Regions from separate parts of the Homo sapiens genome. Here region 1 is linked to region 2. A link is a loop called in an ENCODE intact Hi-C map of the cell type or tissue named here. Cell type or tissue: endothelial cell of umbilical vein. All regions are shown on one strand. Links, peaks and the distances in the headings refer to the core of each region. The heading gives the core; the rest is flanking DNA.

Evidence for each region. Peaks named below come from ENCODE experiments on the same cell type or tissue, not always from the same donor. Only the 100,000 strongest peaks of a DNase experiment are listed, where the experiment ranks them.
Region 1: a loop joins it to region 2, with 20 times the contacts of the local background. A loop is called at or near these places in 39 of 110 quality-filtered maps.

Annotation. Positions count from the first base shown.
Region 1 is chr18:6,213,501-6,223,389 of GRCh38, reverse strand. It overlaps L3MBTL4 (L3MBTL histone methyl-lysine binding protein 4), which reads left to right. Exons shown (of 19, transcript NM_001330559.2): 11 at 7,555-7,640. Among named protein-coding and RNA genes, the nearest start is that of L3MBTL4-AS1, 38 kb to the left of the region's middle. RefSeq lists an enhancer at 4,128-4,177. In endothelial cell of umbilical vein, for the core only: a CTCF peak has its summit at 4,062 (motif pointing right); a DNase peak (open chromatin) is centred at 4,119.
Region 2 is chr18:5,874,012-5,883,900 of GRCh38, reverse strand. It overlaps TMEM200C (transmembrane protein 200C), which reads left to right. Exons shown (of 2, transcript NM_001395400.1): 2 at 1-1,829. It overlaps MIR3976HG (MIR3976 host gene), which reads right to left. Exons shown (of 10, transcript NR_172496.1): 5 at 7,517-7,648; 6 at 5,282-5,458; 7 at 3,133-3,330. Among named protein-coding and RNA genes, the nearest start is that of TMEM200C, 17 kb to the left of the region's middle. In endothelial cell of umbilical vein, for the core only: a CTCF peak has its summit at 4,328 (motif pointing left); no DNase peak of the experiment used is centred there.

The DNA of each region.
Region 1 (9,889 bases), core at 1,040-9,039, 340 kb before region 2:
AATATTTCATAATGTGTTATATCAAAATTAACTCAGCATTTTTGTGTTAAACATTCATTTAAAAATGCCTTTATTGATACCTGTTGGCATTTAGAAGGGAACACAGCTAAAAGTATGTGTTTATTTCCGCATTTTTAAACTGGAAATTGAGCATTCAAACCTGTTGGCTGAATGAACATTTATTATTAGGGAATAAAGCTATAATAATTGGTATTTTGGGAGGTAATGAAATGTACTTTGTAGAAATAACACAGTTGGTTTTTTTAGATTCTCTAGAATCACCAATTGGCTGGACCTACTTAGTAGATATTCTAGATGTTTCATGAACACATAGAAATATTTAGCTTTGCAAATTAATATTTTGATACCCAATGACCACTTTACCTCATAATTTCCTTGCAAAGCTTATATTATATTATATTATATTATATTATATTATAATAGAAAAATTTACAGTCCAAAGAAATCCTTCCTTTAGTTGCAACCTTAGCCATTAACTTTTTTTTAGCCAAACAAAAGATTACTGTATTTTAAATGGAACTGTGCTAGTTTCTATAGATAGATTCTGTTGGCATAAGGAAGGTAAGAGTTCAGAGGATAATATAAATTATTAATTAATGAATTGAACGATATGAATTGAGTGCCTACCAAATGTGAGGCACAGCTAGGAGCTGAGGATGTAATAAAGAACAATAAAGATATAACGTGAGGATTGCTAGGTCTGTAATAGAGTGTCACTCAGTGGAATATGATACGGTTAGAGAAACTAAGAGAAAAACAACCCTAGCTTTTTATTTTAAAATCTTAAGTATTGAGAGACAGAGAGAAATAGAACTCATTACTCTGTCTCAAATGCCTGCCAAAACATTGGGTTAGATTAGATCCCGCATGAGCCATGGTATTGAAGACAGTTCTGCTGGGCGCTCAGCCAGTGCAACACAGATAGGTTGTTTTCTGGTGATCTCGCCAGACACAAAAGAGAGTTTATTTCTTTACATAGTGTATTCTGGATATAGTACAGCTCAGCCATACTTTGAGCAAAACAATCAATTATAAAATGAGCTCTTTGACAAGCTCCTGAGGTGCTGATATTTCATACTGTAGATCAAAGAATTCTCCCTATGCTTTAGAAACTAATTAATGATCAAGTAAAAAATCTGACGTACTGCTGTAAATGTTAGAGAGTCTAACTTATGTTCTTTTGCCAGAAAGATATTTTAACTTTAATTGTTATGAGCTGAATATGAATGTAAGACTTCTAATATCTAAGGCACCGTAAATGTGAGGTCATTTTCAACATGTGTTTTGAAACAATAAAGGGTGAACCTGAATTAGGCTTGGCCACGATTGAAGCATCTGATTTTCTTCAAATCTTGTATTTCTGAGTCATGTACTGAACAGCATGCCACTATTTCATACAAGACAATTAGTGACCACTTGGTCCTATGATTGTTTCCATGAAGGGCCCTTCTGTATGTGCAGAACCTACTAGCAGAATGACAGCTTTCAGGTAGTGTAACTTTCCTCAATCTCTATCATTGGAGGCCCGGATATTTGGATGACTCACTGCCCTGCCTTGTGAGAGACACTTGAAACAAATGAATAAGTGGCCTCTGAGGGGCTTTCTTATATAATTCAGGTTCTTAAAATGATAGTGAAAGCTAGCCAGGGCCGCACTGGTACTAGTCACATAATCCTAATTATTCTATTGATGCTTTCTCTGAGACTTCAGGCCCAGCAGCCTAGAGCACTCAGTAAACCTCAAAGTAGCTCTTTAGAAGTTTTGATTTCTACAAATTGCAAGTCAGGAGACACAGGCTCTAGCTTTGACTTCGTTGTTAGTTGCCTTGCCTTGTATGAGTCACTTAAAATGCCAGGTCTCACTTTCCTCATCAGTAGAATTGAGTTTGATGAAGTGTCCATCCAGCATGTGTGTTCATGCTGAACATTCTGTCTATTGTGATAGACCCTTGGCAGATCCAATAGACAGATAGATTTGTCTATTGTGATAGACCCTTGGCAGATCCCTTTTATTGCTGCTTATTAAATAGGACTATTGGCCATTACTTAAAACCTGCTTGTCATACAGCAATGATTTTGTTTCCTGAATTGGCCACCAGTATAATTGTGGTTGTTCTGCTTCTCTAGTTCCTAAGGGACAGGTCACCCAGACTAGTCAGGAACTTAAGGACTTGTGCTATTGATTCATGAGCTCAATTCTTTAGAAAGAATGTTCCAGTGGAAAAAATAGGTTGCTGCTTAGGCTGTTGTTCCTAGAGGAAAAATAATCGAGGGTGCCTTTAAAAAAAAATCTGAAACCAGTATTACACCTTCTTACATGGCCTTCTAATATGGAAAAAAAAACTGAGGAGTATTACATTTGCATTGTATAGATGCCACAGATCAGACGGCTTTTTCTTGGCATCATCCAGTTTACAGTGCTGTTGGAACATTAGCCAGTATTGACACACCAGCACCATTTTGTTCAAATGGTACCTCTGATGCCACCAGTACCAGCAGGCAAAAAACTTTGTATCAGAGTTTCATTCAGAATTTTGGGGCTAGACTGGTATCATTTTGGCTTGTATCTCTATCATTCTTGGCCACCAAAATGTAAAATGTAAATGTTTCAGGAAATATATTTTATTCATTCAACAAATATTTACCAAATACTTACTGAATACCAGCTGTATGTTGTGAGGAAATAACAGTGAAGTGAACATATTCCTATCATAAGGCAGCCTATGTTCTAATGGAGCAAGAGAAATGAAATATTCACAACACACACTGTGTTAGGTGTCAATAAGTGCTGTGGAGAAGAATAAGGCAAGTAATGGGGTTAGGAAGGGCACATACATTTGGGAGGGGGGCTCCCTATTATATAGAGAGTCAGGGTGGGACTGAGCGAGAAGGTGACAGTTGAGTGGCATTTGAGATAAGGTGACAAGTCTGGAGGATATCTACAGATAACTCTCCAGGTAAAGGAACAACAAGTACAAGAACTTGAAGAGGGAGGATGTCTGCAGTGTTCTAGTTACAGCAGGAGTGTAGTGAACAGGAGATGAGGTCAGAGCGGTAGTGGGGCCAAGTTCTGTAGGGCCCTGTAGGTCATGGTAAGCACTTGCTTTTCCCCTGTGTAATCGAGGAAGCCATTGGAATGACATGGTAGAGAAGGTTTTAACTTATATTTACCATTGTTTAACCCTTACATGTTTCCTTTTTTGCTTCCATATTTGCATCCTCCAGAAGGGCTTTTTCTTGACCCTGAATGCGTTCCACTCCAGGTTCTGGAAGTAATCTCCCTAGATCTCAGTTTCTTCTTTTTATTTTTATTTTTTAAATTGTGTTTTAAAATAGAGGTGAGGTCTCGTTATGTTCCTAGGCTGGTCTTGAACTCAGCGGCTCAAGTGATCCTCCCACTCCAGCTTCCTGAGTAGCTGGGACTACAGGTGTGTGCCGCCATGTCCAGCTGATCCCAGCTTTTTCACACAGGGCCTCCTCCTTTGTCCCTCTCGAGGCCACCACTTCCCTGCAGCCTGTAAAGGAGACGGCTTATTTTGCCACATCCCAAGTAGTTCTCCTCGTCTTCTAAAACAGTTCTCAGCTGTTTGGAAAATCCCCTTCTTCCTGAGCGTTCAGGCTGTTCTGCTTCACTCCATCTCACCCCTAATTTTGCCACCATCCAGATGATTTTTAATTATTCTTCATCATTAACTGAAGATATTTGTCACCCAGATCTACCGTTTTACCGGAAGAATTGCTGGCACCATGAGGAAATCCAGGGCTGAGTGGCCGACGCCCTAGCTCAGTACTTCCTTGATCCTAATTTCTGTGACACTTTTTCCACGCTTTGGTTCAGCCACCCATGCCCACAGCCACAGCTTGGACCTAAAGAATGAGGTCCAAGCTGTGGCTGTGGGCATGGGTGGCTGAACCAAAGCATGCAAGTTTTTAACTCAAAATGGCATGGAATGAGGTGGGACATGAATAAATAATTTAAACAATATAGCCCAGTCTCCAGTCCAGCAGTTTACAGTCCCGCCCTCTCGCTGTCGCAGTTCTATGCCTTGGCCTCCAGAGGGAGCTCAGCATCTCAGTCCTGAGGCCTGAAAGGGGCTGCCTTGGATCATGGATGCGCTGGGTTTTCAGTCTCAGCAGGACGAAGTGATAAGTATGAGGTTGATGGAGCCACGCGTCATTGTTCAGATACCATTTCTTCCACTTTCTAACTGTATAGCACTTGGCAGGCTGCTCAAGGCTCAAGTTCTCACCTAAAAAATGTAGATAAAAGTGTACCTCACAGGGATAGATGAGGAATAACTGACTTCATGTAAGTGAGTACAGTGCTTACCTATAAATGGAAGCCAGTTAGAGGTGGGTTTTCATTGAGAGGGGTGAAGAGGTTAAAGGCTGTTCTTGTTCCATGGGGCGGTCTCCTGTATTTCATTCTTGTCTCAAGTAGGAATTTAAATCGTTGGAAAGCTTCTTCCACGGTATTGCTGCACTGCTGTGTGCATGGACCTGGCCCCTCCCACTCCCCCTGCAGCCCTACTTCTTGCTTCCCAAGGTCTACCAGGACTCAGGGCTGGGGTCGGAAGGAAGAAAGTTGGAGTACGTGGCTTTTGCAACTCTCCCTGGGCCATATGACATTCTTCTCTCTTTGGGTTCATTGAACAGGGAATATACAGGTACAATATTTTCCCTTTTTTGCATGTACATAGCTCATTTCTGAGAGTGGCATAGACGCAATTGCTGCTTAAGAGCCATTTAAAACGGTCACAGCCTTTAATTTTCACCTGTTTTTCACAAAAAGGGGAAGAAGGATAGTGACTCTCACAGTAGCATGCCAAGTCTCTTTACCAGGCTGGGACAGGACCAGGTACTGTCTCTCTTACTTACCTCACATCCAGTCCTTAGTCCCCTACACTCAGGTTTCCTTTCGCTCTATCCAACCATATGTACTGGTCAGGTGCCTGGGTGAAGAAGCCCAGCATGGAAGGGGCCAGGTGTGGGCATGGTTCAAAATCTACACAGAAATGTGGAGATCCAAAATGTGATAAATGGATTTGGATGATTTTAAAAAGTATCAGCTATAAAAGTAAATGCAGAGTTGGGTGTGGTATCATGTGCCTGTAGTCCCAGCTACTCAGAAGGCGGAGGTGAGAGAACAACATGAGCCCAGGAGTTTGAGGCTGCAGTCCTCTATGACTGTGTCAGAAGAGCCACCGCATTCCAGCCCGGGCAGCCTAGAGAAACCTCATCTCTTGAAAAAGAAAAAGTAAATGCAACTGCAGAAATACTTATTGAAACATAAAATATATAGTATAACTCATAAAGGAAAGGATAGAAAGCAAAGGAAACCTCAAGAGAGCTTAAAAAAAATTCAGCTTAAAACATGTTTACAGAAATTAGATTAAAAAACTAGTGGTGAAAACAAATGTAAATTAATTTAAAAGTCCATTTAGAAAGTGATTAAAATAGATATGTCTGGAACAAAATAATATAAAAGTAAAAACGATGGGTAAAATATTATCAGCAAACACAAACAGAAAATAATAGGGTGGCAATATAATTTTTAGTAAAAATAATTTGAGACAAAATACATAAATGTATCCAAAAGGGAAAGGGAAATTTTCTCTATATCAAGAATAAATAGAAAGCACAACTCATGCCAAACATTTTATGTACAGAATGATGTAACATCAAAATATGAAGCAAAGTACTCCATGATCTAGCAGTGTTACTCCTGGATGCATTCCAACATAAATGTATACTTCTTATCACTAAAAAGAATATACCAGAATGTTCATAGCAGCATTTTTAATAATAGCTCCCAAATGGAAACCACCCAAATGACCACAATCAGTAGAATAGATAGATAAATTGTGAAATACTCACATAATGGAATATTATACAACAATGAAAATGAATGTTCTGAAGGCAATAATCCACCTGACCCTCACATTCGGAATGCAGAGCAAAAGATGTTCACCACAAAGGAGCACATGCTGTGTGATTGCATTTACGTAAAGGGAAAAACAGAAGAAAACAAATCTCTGTGGTTGGAAGCGAGGGTAGGGATTTCTCTTTGAGGAGGGTGGTATGGTGCCTAGAAGGGACGATGATGGGGAGGGGATCCTGGAGCTCTGGAAATGTCCTGGTTTAGATCTGTGTCTGGTTATGCTGGTATGCTAGTTTTTTGAAAAATGTTCAGTCTATCCACTTGATTTGTGTACTTTCCTTTAAATATATTTTTATTAAAAAGCATAAAAATGAAGGAAAAATGATCAGAAATATGGGGGAATTGTAAAAAAATACTTATTTTAGAGAATTGAGCATATTGCTTCAGACTTTCTGCTTAAAGGACAGATTTTTGCATAATATAGCTAGATTGTATTACTGAAAATGCTAACATACTTTAAAATACATATATACTCTGTTTTTTAAAAATTGTTGACTCTATTTTATACTAAAAAGAAATCCTCAAACCTCAAAAGCAGGAATTCTATATGTCACATGACATTCTGAAACTATTATGTAGTAAACTAGATATTAGTGTTACTATTTTAAACAAATATGAAAATTACTTGGAGTATCTCAAATAAATATTTAAGGATTAAATCAAGACAACACAGATTACAATTATAATTGGTTTCTAGAAAATAAAAAGTGAGAAGAATACATATTTTTAAAAAATGTGTCCAGCTGTCTAAACCTGAATTTAGTGGCAACAATGGCAGGTTCATTGTCTATTTCATTTTAAATGAAAATAAGTTATGTTTATAATTCAATTTGACAAAACAAATATAAAATAAACTGAAGAGATGTAGGAGGGAGGAAGTAATAAGAGTAAAAGCAGTAAACAATATAATTAGAAAAGAAAAAAGAAGAAAAAATAGAGCTGATGAATAAATCTAAATACTTATTGCGTGGAAAGATAAATAAAACTATACTATATAGATCTCTAGCAAATTTAATTAGGAATGAAAGAACACAAACATAAAGAGAAACAAGAAGGAAATTTGAAATAGAGTTCTTTATATCATGTTCAATATATAGTTTTAACTGCAATTTTAGGAAATTGTAATTACAAAGATTTAATAATGAGACTAAAGCTTTAATAGATATAGAATGATTAGAGAAATTTGAAAGATTTTCAGAGTCTTTTTTTTCCAATTCATGGTATGAGGTCAGATGGTTGCTTGTAAGTGTTTTCAAACTGCTAAGGAGCCTTCTGTTGGAGCTTGGGAGTCAGAAACCTGGGTCTCACCTGGCTCTGTGAAGTACTCACATGGCCTTTGACCTTGGCCAACTCACTTAACCTTGTTGAGTGAATGAGAGTACCATGGAGTAAGTGCTTGAGTGCAGGCATGCCTTTGCCTTCTCAGAGGTTATGGTTAAGTGAATTAATATATCTGAAGTTCTTAGCATCAGGTCTGTTTAATGGTGAGCATTCAATTAACATTAGGTGTCATATCATCCAACGTTTTGTAGTATACGGGAATCAGAATATCTATGAGTAATCTTTTGCTATTTATATATATATATTTTCAGGTTATCCCAATCCAGAAAATTTTTCCTGGACAGAATACCTGGAAGCTACTCAAACCAATGCAGTTCCTGCCAAAGTTTTTAAAATGGTAAGTTCTATGTGGGTACAAACTCTCACCTTTAAACAACGTTTGTATTGAGTCATGCCTACATTTGGCAGTTTAAAATTATTCTAGTTTTTTCTTTCTAAATTCAAGTAGTAATTTCATAACCAATATGCTTTTCTTTTAGTTAAAAATACAAAGTAGGTGACTCATCTGCTATTGTTCCCATATAGAAATGTAGATGATGGTTTCCTTCCTTGAAAAATGGCAAATCAGAGGTACAATTGAAAACACCTCATCAACTGCTGATGATCCATTCCTTACATTTCTGGTTCTATTAGTCTGCTGAGTGAGAACTCTGAATTTTCACAGTACCACTCTCTCAGGGACTGTTTGACTGTCCATGATGCCATAACAAAATTGTTGAATGCATAGCCTTTGTGTGGATAATGTTATATATTTTGAGGTAAACCTTTCTTTCAGCATTTGTTAGAATACTGATTTTTAAATTTGTACTTATATATTTATTCCAGGATTGAACTAAGTATAAATTAATTTCTAAAATAAAGTACATAGGTAGTACAGTTAAAGATATTTATATCCTAAACCTAAACCAGCGGTTTTCAAACTCTATTCCCTTTCAGTTCTCTGTGTGTTTCATGTTCCCCAACTTGTCTTTAATCAGAATTTTATATATTGGGCTTCTGCATATAATTTCATTTACTGAAAATTGTCTAGAGATCAAGAGCGGCTTGAAACAAAATGATATTTCATTTTTTGAAAAAATTGATTATAATTAACAGTATTTGGGGGGAAATGTCCATATAATAAAATCAGGAAAGTAGAAGTGTTGGAGTACTAGGAAGGGTTTAAAAAGAGCAAAGGTTCAGCAAGCAAAAATGCTTATTGTACTTGACTTTTCCAAGAGGAAAATGACAAGAAAATAAAATTCTGAAAAGTAGCTAAGAAGGCAACTTCCAAGCTCTGTCCTGGGTTATTGTGGATTCAGCTCAGGGATGTACCTTAGGCGTGTACAATACTAAACTCTTCTACCTCTGTTGTTCAGGACAGTGATGTTGGGGAGAACAGAAAGATTCTCCGGGATGAAAGACCTAATTACAGTCAGTATACTCCATTTAGTAGATGTGATAATGCATCTTACAAAGAAAATGTGTTTCTACAAAAGCTGGAGAGAAACACACCAGATATTGCAGAAAGATTTGACTGTTTATTACTGACATATTAGTTGGGTTTTATTTTCCTTTTGCCATTTCTGAACTTGAAAAATTCAAAACACTTTTGTTTCCAATAAAACCAATTGAACACTTTTATGTGTAATAGCTTTCAAAGTGAAACTTTTTGCCAACCTATAGAAACTATCAGAGTTGCTTTTGATTTTGATTTTTGAGAGTTGAATTTCCTTAGTTTCTGTGATTTGGTTAAGTCCAGTGTCTTTTTTCTTACTCCGTGATTATGAATCCCTGTGTGTCTGTGGTTATAGACTCTTGGTTCCTAGCAAGATCACCTCAGGTGATCTGCCCACCTCGGCCTCCCAAAGTGCTGGGATTACAGGCATGAGCCTGTGGTTTCTTCCTTTCAAGTGAAAGAAACCATAACACAGATCACCTGTCTCTTGTTACAGATGAAATGACAAAAGCATAGGCTATGGCTTTAAAGTACATCATAGTATGCTTTTAAAACAGTTTAACAGCTGAAATTACACAGCTTTTATCTAAGCATATTTTAGATTTATAAAGGATCGTGTTTCTCCTTTCTGAGTTTTTATTAAAGAATTTTGCCTTCTGTGCCATACAGTTTGAAACTGGGCAATGAGAATAGTCAATAGTTTCTGAAATTATAAGGTCAATATCAGAAAGAAGGAAAAAAACTAAACTAATATAGGAACTGTAATAAGATGCTTTTTGAACTTTAGTGTAATCATTAACAAATTTATGATATAATCTGTCTTTGTCTTTTTAGTTATCTTTAAAATGGCCAAAAAATTATTTTTTCTCTCACAGGTTTTTGTGAATCGGATGAAATAATATGCATACAGTCCTATGTGCTCTTAAAACTAAGTTCTGGCTGGGCATGATGGCTCACGCCTGTAATCCCAGCACTTTGGGATGCCGAGGTGGGCAGATCACCTGAGGTCAAGGGTTCAAGACCAGCCTGGCCAACATGGTGAAACCCTGTCTCTACTTATAACACAAAATTAGCTGGGCATGGTGGTGCATGCCTGTAATCCCAGCTACTTGGGAGGCTGAGGCAGGAGAATCGCTTGAACCCGGAAG
Region 2 (9,889 bases), core at 644-8,643:
TAAAATTACCATTAAATTTGAAATTTCAGATTCTGGAAATCATTTCCCTAGACGTGTGTATAAGGAGATAAAACTGAGAGGAGAATCTGTCACTTGGCAACACTGTTTGCATCATGGATCAAGTGTGTTGATCCATGTACCGTAAAGACTGGAGACAGCATAAACTTGGGGGTTGTTCTATCAAGCCACAGGTCATTTTTCAGAATCTACACATGATAACTGAATATATTTCTACAGATTTCTACATCAATTTTGCAGCAGCATTTATATCAGGAAACATAAATAATTTATCTTTGTTAATAATAAACATCCGTTTTTTTGTTCCTCACGTATGCGTTCATAGCAAAAGGAAAGGTTAAGACCCAGACATACTGTCGCAAATGTGTATGAGTATTGTTTGTGGACTGGCACCAAAAACACTATGCCTTTTGATTTTTAAACAGCCAGTCATTTTGAGATAGTCACTGAAAACAGATTTGGCCAGAATAGCAAAGTATAGATGCAGCTTAATACTTTGTTTATGCACAAAGCTGCAAACAAAAAGATACAGGCAAAAAACCTGCTTTTCAAAACAAATATTCTATTAAAGTAAAAAAAAAATAATTTTATTAACAAAAGTATAATTTTGTTAGTTTGAATTCCTCACATAATTACTTGATTTCTTCAAAATCTTTTTAGTGCATAAACACAGTCAAGGCAAACATATAAAATGTGTTTTCTAATCCATGAAAGTGAGAATTCTGCAAAACCACTTTGCATTATAGATAAAATTTAATAGATATCATCAGTTATGGTTTATTGTCAGAGCCACTAATAATTCTTCCATAAGGTTATATCTATTGGTAAGAAGATTAAAAATTGGAAATGCTGGTAGATAAAGTGCTGTGGTTAATATGTCATGGTAAATGATATCAGGAAGCACATAGAATTCTTGATAAAGAGCAAGAAAATTCAAAAGACTAATTTGGTGACCTAAATACTAATCCTTCTGCTTATGTAACCATTGCAGGTTAATGTGTTTGGAGCACTAAATACGACTTGAGTGCTTGCTCATTTGATTGTACAATTTATTCTCTTTGTATTTCTAGTTTTATTTCAGCTTCATGCCTGAGAACATCTCTTGATTTATTAATCTTGCTTGGGATTACTACTTTAAAAAATTGAATGCATTTATAGTGATAGTAATAGTAATAATAATAATAGTCTTAAAAAAGACCGAAAAGTAATTTGAGCACTAATAATAAGTAATTGTTTGCGTCCCAATTTTTTATATCTTCTCAAATAGAGAGTAAATTGACTGATATCTTCTGGAAACATGTGCCACTGAAAAGCCAAAACACAATTGAAGTGCATGTTTGCAATCTCCTCGTTCCTCAAATCCCATGGATGTCCAAAACTAGAACCTTTCTTTGATTCATGTAGGATATTCTGACTAAGTCAGAGAGATGCTGGTGAATGCTTTCCAAGATTTCTTTTATTATAAAGTGAATGGAAAGGACATTTAATAATGCTATACCTGCCTGAAAAAAATGCCAGCTTTCATTAAGTCAGTGGCAATTAAATGCAACACTTGGCAAATAAATTGAACAAAGCATCTGGCTAGCCTGTAAGTATGAATCATCTTCAATGGAAGTACCAAATTATAGCAAAAAAAAATAAAGGGATATAAAAAGGAAAATAAAATTCAGACATGATTAGGGCCATGAGTAAAAATAATCCAAGTTGATATGTGGCAACTTGTAATGCAGCATAATTTTAGAAAATTATTTAGTGAATGTATAAATGTGACATGCCTGAAAAATGTTAATTAAACTGGTTTACGCAATGGTGGAGATGTATAATTATTTAGACATGCTCCCATAGTCCTTTGGAAGAAAATTGTAAATTCCAGCTCTACAAGGCTGTTTGGATTATAACCCCTGGTGCTGAGGGTTGAATGCAAAGCCTTTTTATCCACTGAAAATGATGAGATCCCGGAAGTGTCACAGGCTTGCCTCACTCTTCTCTGATTTCATTCACTCAGATTAGAAAGGGCAACTTGAACAGCAAGGAGCATCTATATCTTTAATGCTTTCTCTTTTACCAACATCTTTCAGCACATTTAAGTCATGGAGGAAAGACAGCAAAAAGATGCTAGTTTGGGTCTCATAAGGAGTAATCCATCCATTGTATCTTTTAATTTATAGGCAGTCCTTATAATCTTAAAGACAGAAGAAGGGGGAAGATTGTCTATTAAAATCCGGAACATTCTTCCATCATGTCTAAAACTAATATGCCTGCCTGAGATTGATTTCTGAGTCTTGGCCTGAATTACAGATTTGGGAATCAGGCTATTGCAATAAAAATTAGAATTGATGATAGAAATATTAGTGGAAGGATACCTGGGACTTTGAATTGCAAATGTTATGGGCTGAAGGAGATCCTGGAGGTGTGATTAGTGTTCATGTATGTGCACACACACATGTGCATCAATGAACGAACTATTGAAACTTAAAGCAAGTCAATTTTGTAACTTACTGATTTTGAAGTCTGTGAACAAAAATAAATACTTTTGAGAATAAATCATCACATGCCATAGCAAGAAAACCTTTGCTTCAAGCAGATAATAGGACTGACAAGCTATGTATGCCATAGTTCTAATGACATAGGCTGTGACCTTAAGAAAAATTGAAAAATTCCAAAACAAAATTTATATGTCATAGAATTTGGTCATGGCCCAGGCTTAGGAAGAAACTTGATCATATTTATACTAGCAAAGCGATACATAAGACTTGATGAATTCCATGGAGAGTTTTTATATTATATTTTGGTTTTCATGTGAAATTGTTTGGATTCTCATTATGCCCACCATAATCAGAATTATCAGCCTAAGTGAAGACTGAAGTATTTTGGAGCTCTGGTCCTTGCTACATGGGTTTAATTAGACAAGAAAATGCCCTGAAAGTGAGGTGAACCAAACAAATGTCAACTTTACAGGCATTGAAATTGATTTCAAAATGTTTGCATCATTAAATTAAAATAATAACAATTCATTAGCCAATTACATTGCTCAATTTGAATATACAGGATTTTTCCTCCTAGATTCAAATTAAAAAATTCAGAGATGGTCAAAATAATTTTGAAAGAACTTACGTTTGTTCTGATGCCAGGTGGGGGTCTTCTGAGGGAGGATTTGCTATGAAGAGTGTTCCAAGAACACTCCAAGTGTAAAGCCATAAACATTCATTTGTGGAGATGTCATACACTTTAAGATAACTCGATTTTCTCTAGTTTGGTCTTCATAAAACTAGACTGTGACTTTCTCCTTGCACTCCAAAGCAGAATATAATCCTTGTTTACAAAATAAGCAAAACATACCTTTATAGCAATACACATTTTATCTTATCACACTATATTATGCCTAGGGAATTTCAATTAAATGGTACCATTAGTTTTCCCTTCAATTTTGGTTTTCTTTAGACCACAAAGTGTTCAAGGCTGGGTCTAATTGGCATAAATGTGGTGTGAATTTTACCACTAAAGAGCAAATCTGTTATTATTATTATTATTTTTGAGACGGATTCTTGCTCTGTCACCCAGGCTGGAATGCAGTGGCGTAATCTCGGCTCACTGCAACCTCTGCCTCCCGGGTTCAAGCAATTCTCCTGCCTCAGCCTCCCAAATATCTGGGATTACAGAGGCCTGCCACCACCCCCAGCTAAATTTTGTATTTTTAGTAGAGACAGGGTTTCAACATGTTGGCCGGGCTGGCCTTGAACTCCTGACCTCAGGTGATCCACCCGCCTTGACCTCCCAAAGTGCTGGGATTACAGACATGAGCCACCACACCTGGCCCAAATCTGCTGATTTAGGTTAAAAAACAACGTATCCTACTCTATCCTTATTGAAAACCTATACTGATCATTGCCCAATTTTCCCTTGAGTGTGTGCTAGAATGCTAGGGCTCTACTGAGAAATTTCAAAAACCATTTTATTTTTTTATTCATATAAATTTAAAGAGTACAAGTGCAATTTTGATACATGGATATCTTGAATAATGATGAAGTCTGAGCTTTTACTGTGTCCATCACCTGAATAATGTACCTGGTACCCATTAAGTAATTTCTCATCACCCATTCCCTCTCACCCTCCCACTCTTTCAAGTATCCAATTCAAAACTATTTTAAGTTAAGGAGTTAGTATTTAAAATATATCAATAGCCCATTTCAGACAGCTTTGTGTCAAATCACTTTCCCATGCTTTTATCCCTAGATGACTCAGTTGTCTTCACATTTTTTGTCCAGTGTAAAATTTTAGATTTCCCTGCATCTTGCTCCCCCTACTGCCAAGTAGGTGTATGTGCTCCTTAAAGTAAAAACAAATGCCACATTCCAAAGTACTTTTTGAAATGCTTTTTCTATAAAATGCATGCCCTTCCCTGTTGTCCCTGACCTCCCACCAAAATGTGAAGTGATCTGGATAATAACATTTTCTTTTTATCACCATTGCTCCCATTAATAGCATATGCTTACTCTGTATTCTTTCTGAATTCTTTTATGTAGCTAGGCTCCCATCCTGGAAATGTGAACAAATGTCGGTCGCAAGACTCACTGCCAGTTTTCTTTAACCAGAAGTACTAATGCCGGCCACACTTCTCACCACTGTTCCTTCTATTCATCAATTTCTTTAGCAAACATTTATCATAGACCTTCTAATTTTCAGACTCTGTCTTTAAGAATGAAGATATCAAAAATATGTACTTTTTGACCTTGAAATGTCATATTCTAGTAGAGGACACTGATATGTAAACAAATAATTTCAATGTGTGACATGTGGAGGAGAATTTTATGAAAATAGCATAGTCAAGAGTGTACATTTTCAGCACTGAGCTAGCTCTAAAAACTTTCTCACCTGCAAAATAGGACAAGTACCTACCTCAGCAGGTTTTTGTGAGTATTAAATGGCACAAGGCATATAAGGCCGTGTGTCTGGCATATGGTGGGTGCTCAGTAAATGCCGGCTACTATTATTACTAGTTAATAATGACATGATAATAACCAGCAATTATTTGGTTTCCAGGAGTAGGAACTATTCTCTCAATCACTCACCACTTGGAAGTTTCTTCCCCTGGTGTGATACAGAATTTTGAATCATTCAGGGTTCACTCAGAAAGCAGAGGCACTGTGAGCTCTCTATGGCACAAGGGATTTAGTTCAAGAATGGGACGTTGTCTGGTCGTAGGAGGATCTGGGGAAAGTGATGTTCCAGGAAGGAATTTGGAGTTTCGGGGGAAGTCACCAACCTGAGAAGTTAAGCACGTCCAAGCACCGAAATAAGGCTGCAAACTGAAGACACGGGGAAGCCATCGGAAGCTGTGCTTCTGTATCGCTACCATCTCTGTGGATCTGCCACCTGGAGTGAGGTGGGGGGCCTAGGGCTGCTCTTATTCCAGGTGGTCATCCTTCAGAAGAAGAGCTGGCTGCGGAGAGGGGGAGAGTAAGGACAGGCTGGAGCCCACTGGTGCCACTGCATCTGCTGTAACCTCATCGAACGCAATGACCCCCAAGGGCAACAACTGCTGTGTTACTTCCACCTTCTTCAAATTGGTCTTCTGGCTGACTCTAACTCAGAATCCTACAGAGCGGTATATTCTGAGAAAATAGGTCTAACCTAACCAAGTCCACATGGTTAAAAAACACCAGAGTCCATCTGTTGTCAGTTTGGCATCCATATGCACCTCTTTAACTATATTTAATTTCTAAATAAGGACATAAGCAACATCATGCTTCTACCTAATGTGATGTAGCTGTCTCTCACACACCTGAAAACACAGCAAAACTCTCTACAAAAAAGAGTACAAACTCAGTCTTCTTTAGTGATGCTCATTCTTGTAGCTAGTTCACCCCCAACCCTTTGCCACCCTGTAGTTTAAGTATTGAGGTATATAATCAAGTGAACTACTATTAACGTATCATAAGTTAGACAAAAGAAGAGTCAGAGCAAGGAAGAAAGAAATAAGTTTTCATATTTTCTATTCTCTTCACTTTGAGCAAGAACATTGGCTGGTTGTGATTCCCTTTCTGGCAGGTGACCTAAGCCTTCCTTCTTGAAAGGTCTGTGCCCAGAGCTGTTCTGCCTATATGGGGTTGCTGTAGTTTTTCCTTATAGGACATAGTAATTCTAACAGGCACTATCAGGTTCTCCTGCATTCGGGACAGCCTCCTTACCCACACTGTGGAGTAGCAAACCAATTTCCACTTGATAGTCAGAATAGTCACATCAGCTAGTACAGGCACTCCTTTCTTTGCCAAGATGACAATCTCAACTTCCAGTTTAATGGAACCAACACTTTGTGCTTCATGGAAGCATCCCTGTCTTTGGAACTAAGATCTTTAGACTAGCATAGCCCAGAATTGCAGCTACGGGAAGCAAAAATTTCACATACGAGTGAAATTCACTTACTAGTCATTAGAGGTAACAGTGGGAGGAATCACTTCCATTTCTACCCCTTCATCATTAGACACGTGAATCATAACTATGGGAAAGGCATCAAGGCATACTGTTTGCTGACTTGGAGAATATACCATATTCTAGAGAATGTTACCCCAGCCTGCAAAGTGTTGCCACACAGCTGGTGTTACAACTAAGCCTTCAAAAGGCCATTCCATCATTCCTTCAGGCTAGTTGTTTAGATGACTGAAACTGGTGAATTTCATGAACATGAGCCCATTGACAAACCACATTTACTGTAAAATTAGTTCTATTGGCAGAATCAGAACTATGTGGAATATCATGATGATGAAAAAGACATTCTGGAATCCACAGATGGTGGTTTTGGCAGAAGCATTTCAGTAGGGAAGGCAAATCTATATCCAGGGTAGGTGTCTATGCCAGTGAGAATAACACACTCTCCCTCCCATGATGAGAGTGGTCCAATGTGATCAACCTGCCACTCATACTGGGGGCTTATTATTGTCTCTGCTGCCATGGCAACTTTGTTCATGAGCCCAATGGGAAAAAATACAGTATGCATATACCCATGTTCATAACAGCATTATTCATAATAGCTAAAAGGTAGAAACAACCCAGGTGTCCATAGATAGATGCATGGATAAACATAATGTGGGATATACCCACAGTGGAATATTATTCAGCCTTAAAAAAGGAAGGAAACTCTGACACATGCTGCAACATCAATGAACCTTGAAGACATTCTGCTAAGTGAAATAAGCCAGTCACAGAAGGACAAACACTGTATTATTCCAGTTATACGATGTCACTAGAGAAGGCAAATTTATGCAGACACAGAGTAAATTAGAAATTACCAGGAGTTGGGGGAAGGAAGGAATGGGAAGTTGTTTAATGAGTACAAAGTTTCAGTTGGAAAAGGTTTAAAAGTTCTGCAGACAGACGGTGGTGATAGTTGCATAGCAATGTGAATGTAATTAATGCCACAGAACTGTACACATAAAAGTGGCTAATAAGGTAAATTTTATGTAATGTACTTTTTACTAAAAATCTAGAGATTAGGTCTTACTCTGTCACGCCCAGGCTGGAGTGCAGTGGCACGGTCATAGCTTGCTGTAGCCTCGAACTCCTAGGCTCAAGTGATCTTCTTGCTTCAGTCGCCCAAGTCGCTGAGACCACAGGTGCAAGCCACTGTATCCGGCTGTTTTACCAAAATGTAAAAAATAATTTAAAAATACAGTAAACAAAGGGCTGTCAGTTATTCACTCCTCAGTATGAATTAAGCCAGATACATTCGTGTAAATACCTGTGCTTTAGGAACGAGGGTTAAGACTAAATAGGAGAAAACAAAGGTTGTAAGTCTGGCACCTGTGGTGCTACTCTAGGAGAGCACATTAAGAGGGGGATAAAGTGGAAGGTGATGCTTAATTTATCAAAGTCTTTCAGAGTAAAATGGCAGAGGAGTGTAGTAAATGCCACTTGAGACAGCTGCCTGACTTGCAGTTCCTTCATCCTTCTGTTCACACCTGGCCGTAGCTAATTGACCTAGGTATTGACACCAGACCTGAGCTTGGCCAGTCACATTTTCTTTCCCATATGTTTAACATGTGGAGGAAGGAGAACCAGAGAACAAGAGCCCTTGAGGTTGGGTCTCATTGTGTTAACCACAGTGCTCCAAATAGTAGGTCCCCAAAATCTTGTCACTGAGGTTCCTGAAGCTGCCCTGGCTCCTGCAAGGGTAAGCCTGATTTTGCTGTCATTGCTGTTGTTGTTAGACATAACAGATTATTCCAGTTCTCCTTCCTCTCAATTTGTTTTCTTTTGTTTTTGCTTATTAGCTAGAGTTGGCTATTGTGCTTACAATGAAAATACCTGAAACTTACAAGGAAGCACAGGAGATTCCTTATTGCCAGAGTTTAATGGGTATCTCTCTCCTCCTCACATTGCCCTTGGTATTCAATGTCAGGTGTGCAAGTGAGTGGCAGTACACTCAGCACCCAATTAACAAGAATATTTTATTTATTAATTTTTATTGGGGTAAAATACACATATATACTTTACTATTTTAACCATTTTAAGTGTGCAGTTCGCTGGTAATAAATACAATTATATTCCTTTGTTCTAGGAATTTTTGACAAATTGACACCACTTGCTCTCATAACAAAGACTAAACATTTATTGAGTATCTTCACACACACAAGAATACTCCCAAGTCACAATCAATGGTCACTCAAATAATAATTGATAAAACTCTTCTAGAACAAACCACTTTGAACTGTCCCTTCAATTTTACTATAAGAAGAGTCGACACTGCTAGCCCTTTTTTTGTTCCTGTGGCTCAATATAAGTTTAGTGCTTCTAATTGTAGGAATAGAAACTCTATGTAAATTGAATTATCATAATTAGCTTACAGATCACTGTAGTACTTATACACTTTTCTTCCCTTTGAGGGTTTTTTAAGAGAAAGTCACACAATAAGGAAAAAAACCAATAAAATTTAAATAGTATGTTTGTTGTTCATTTGCGTTAAAGACAAATGTTTGCTAAATGGAATTTTTTAGAATGTCTTTTTACTGGATAGAGTTGGCCTCCTCAGCAGCTTCATCTGAGGAAAAATTTAATCACAGCAGCATACCTTTTTCTGAAACTCTCTAAGACAACATTTACCCCAACCTAGGCCTAATTTAAAATGCAGGTACAACACACACACACACACACACACACCCCTATTCTGTCTGCTGTGGTGAGTAAAGGTGGTTAGAGCTGGAGCCAGAGAATTGTGAACAAATAATGTTTCCTTGTGTTCCATTGCCCTAGGTGATGGTTCTCAAAATACTTGAAACAGCAGCACCAGCATCACCTGGGAGTTTGTTCAAAATGCAGCTTCTCAGGCCTACCCCTAGGACTGTTGAATCAGAAATTCTGGAGGTGGGACCCAGCAATCTGTGTTCTAACAAGTTTAACAAATGCTCCAGGTGATTCTGATACATGCTCAAGATTAGGAACCATGACACTAGACTACCATGAATGCTGATCAGTCATTTTTCAAAAATGTTATCTTTTGGTTCCAAAAACTCTGACAAGGGAATATGCATGGATGAGGAGATAGGTCACTCTGAGTGGACAAAAACATCAACAACAAAAATGAATGTGTAACACCTTCTTGGGGGCATGGGAGGGCAGGGAAACAGGAGGGAGAAGCTGTCATCAGAATCACCTTAAATCCAATGCTCCTTTTGATTCCATCACAATGACTGATGGGGAAAACTCAGACTTACCTCAACTGCCAGGGTGCTAAAGGGATTTCAGAATCATGTAGTTCATCTCTGCCTTCTTGGTTCAAGGTTAAGATAGCCTCATCACAGCCCCTGTGGGTGACTTTCTTCCCACTGATCCCGTCCCCTTGAGTGCAAATATAAAGTAGAGCATACCCAGTGCATTA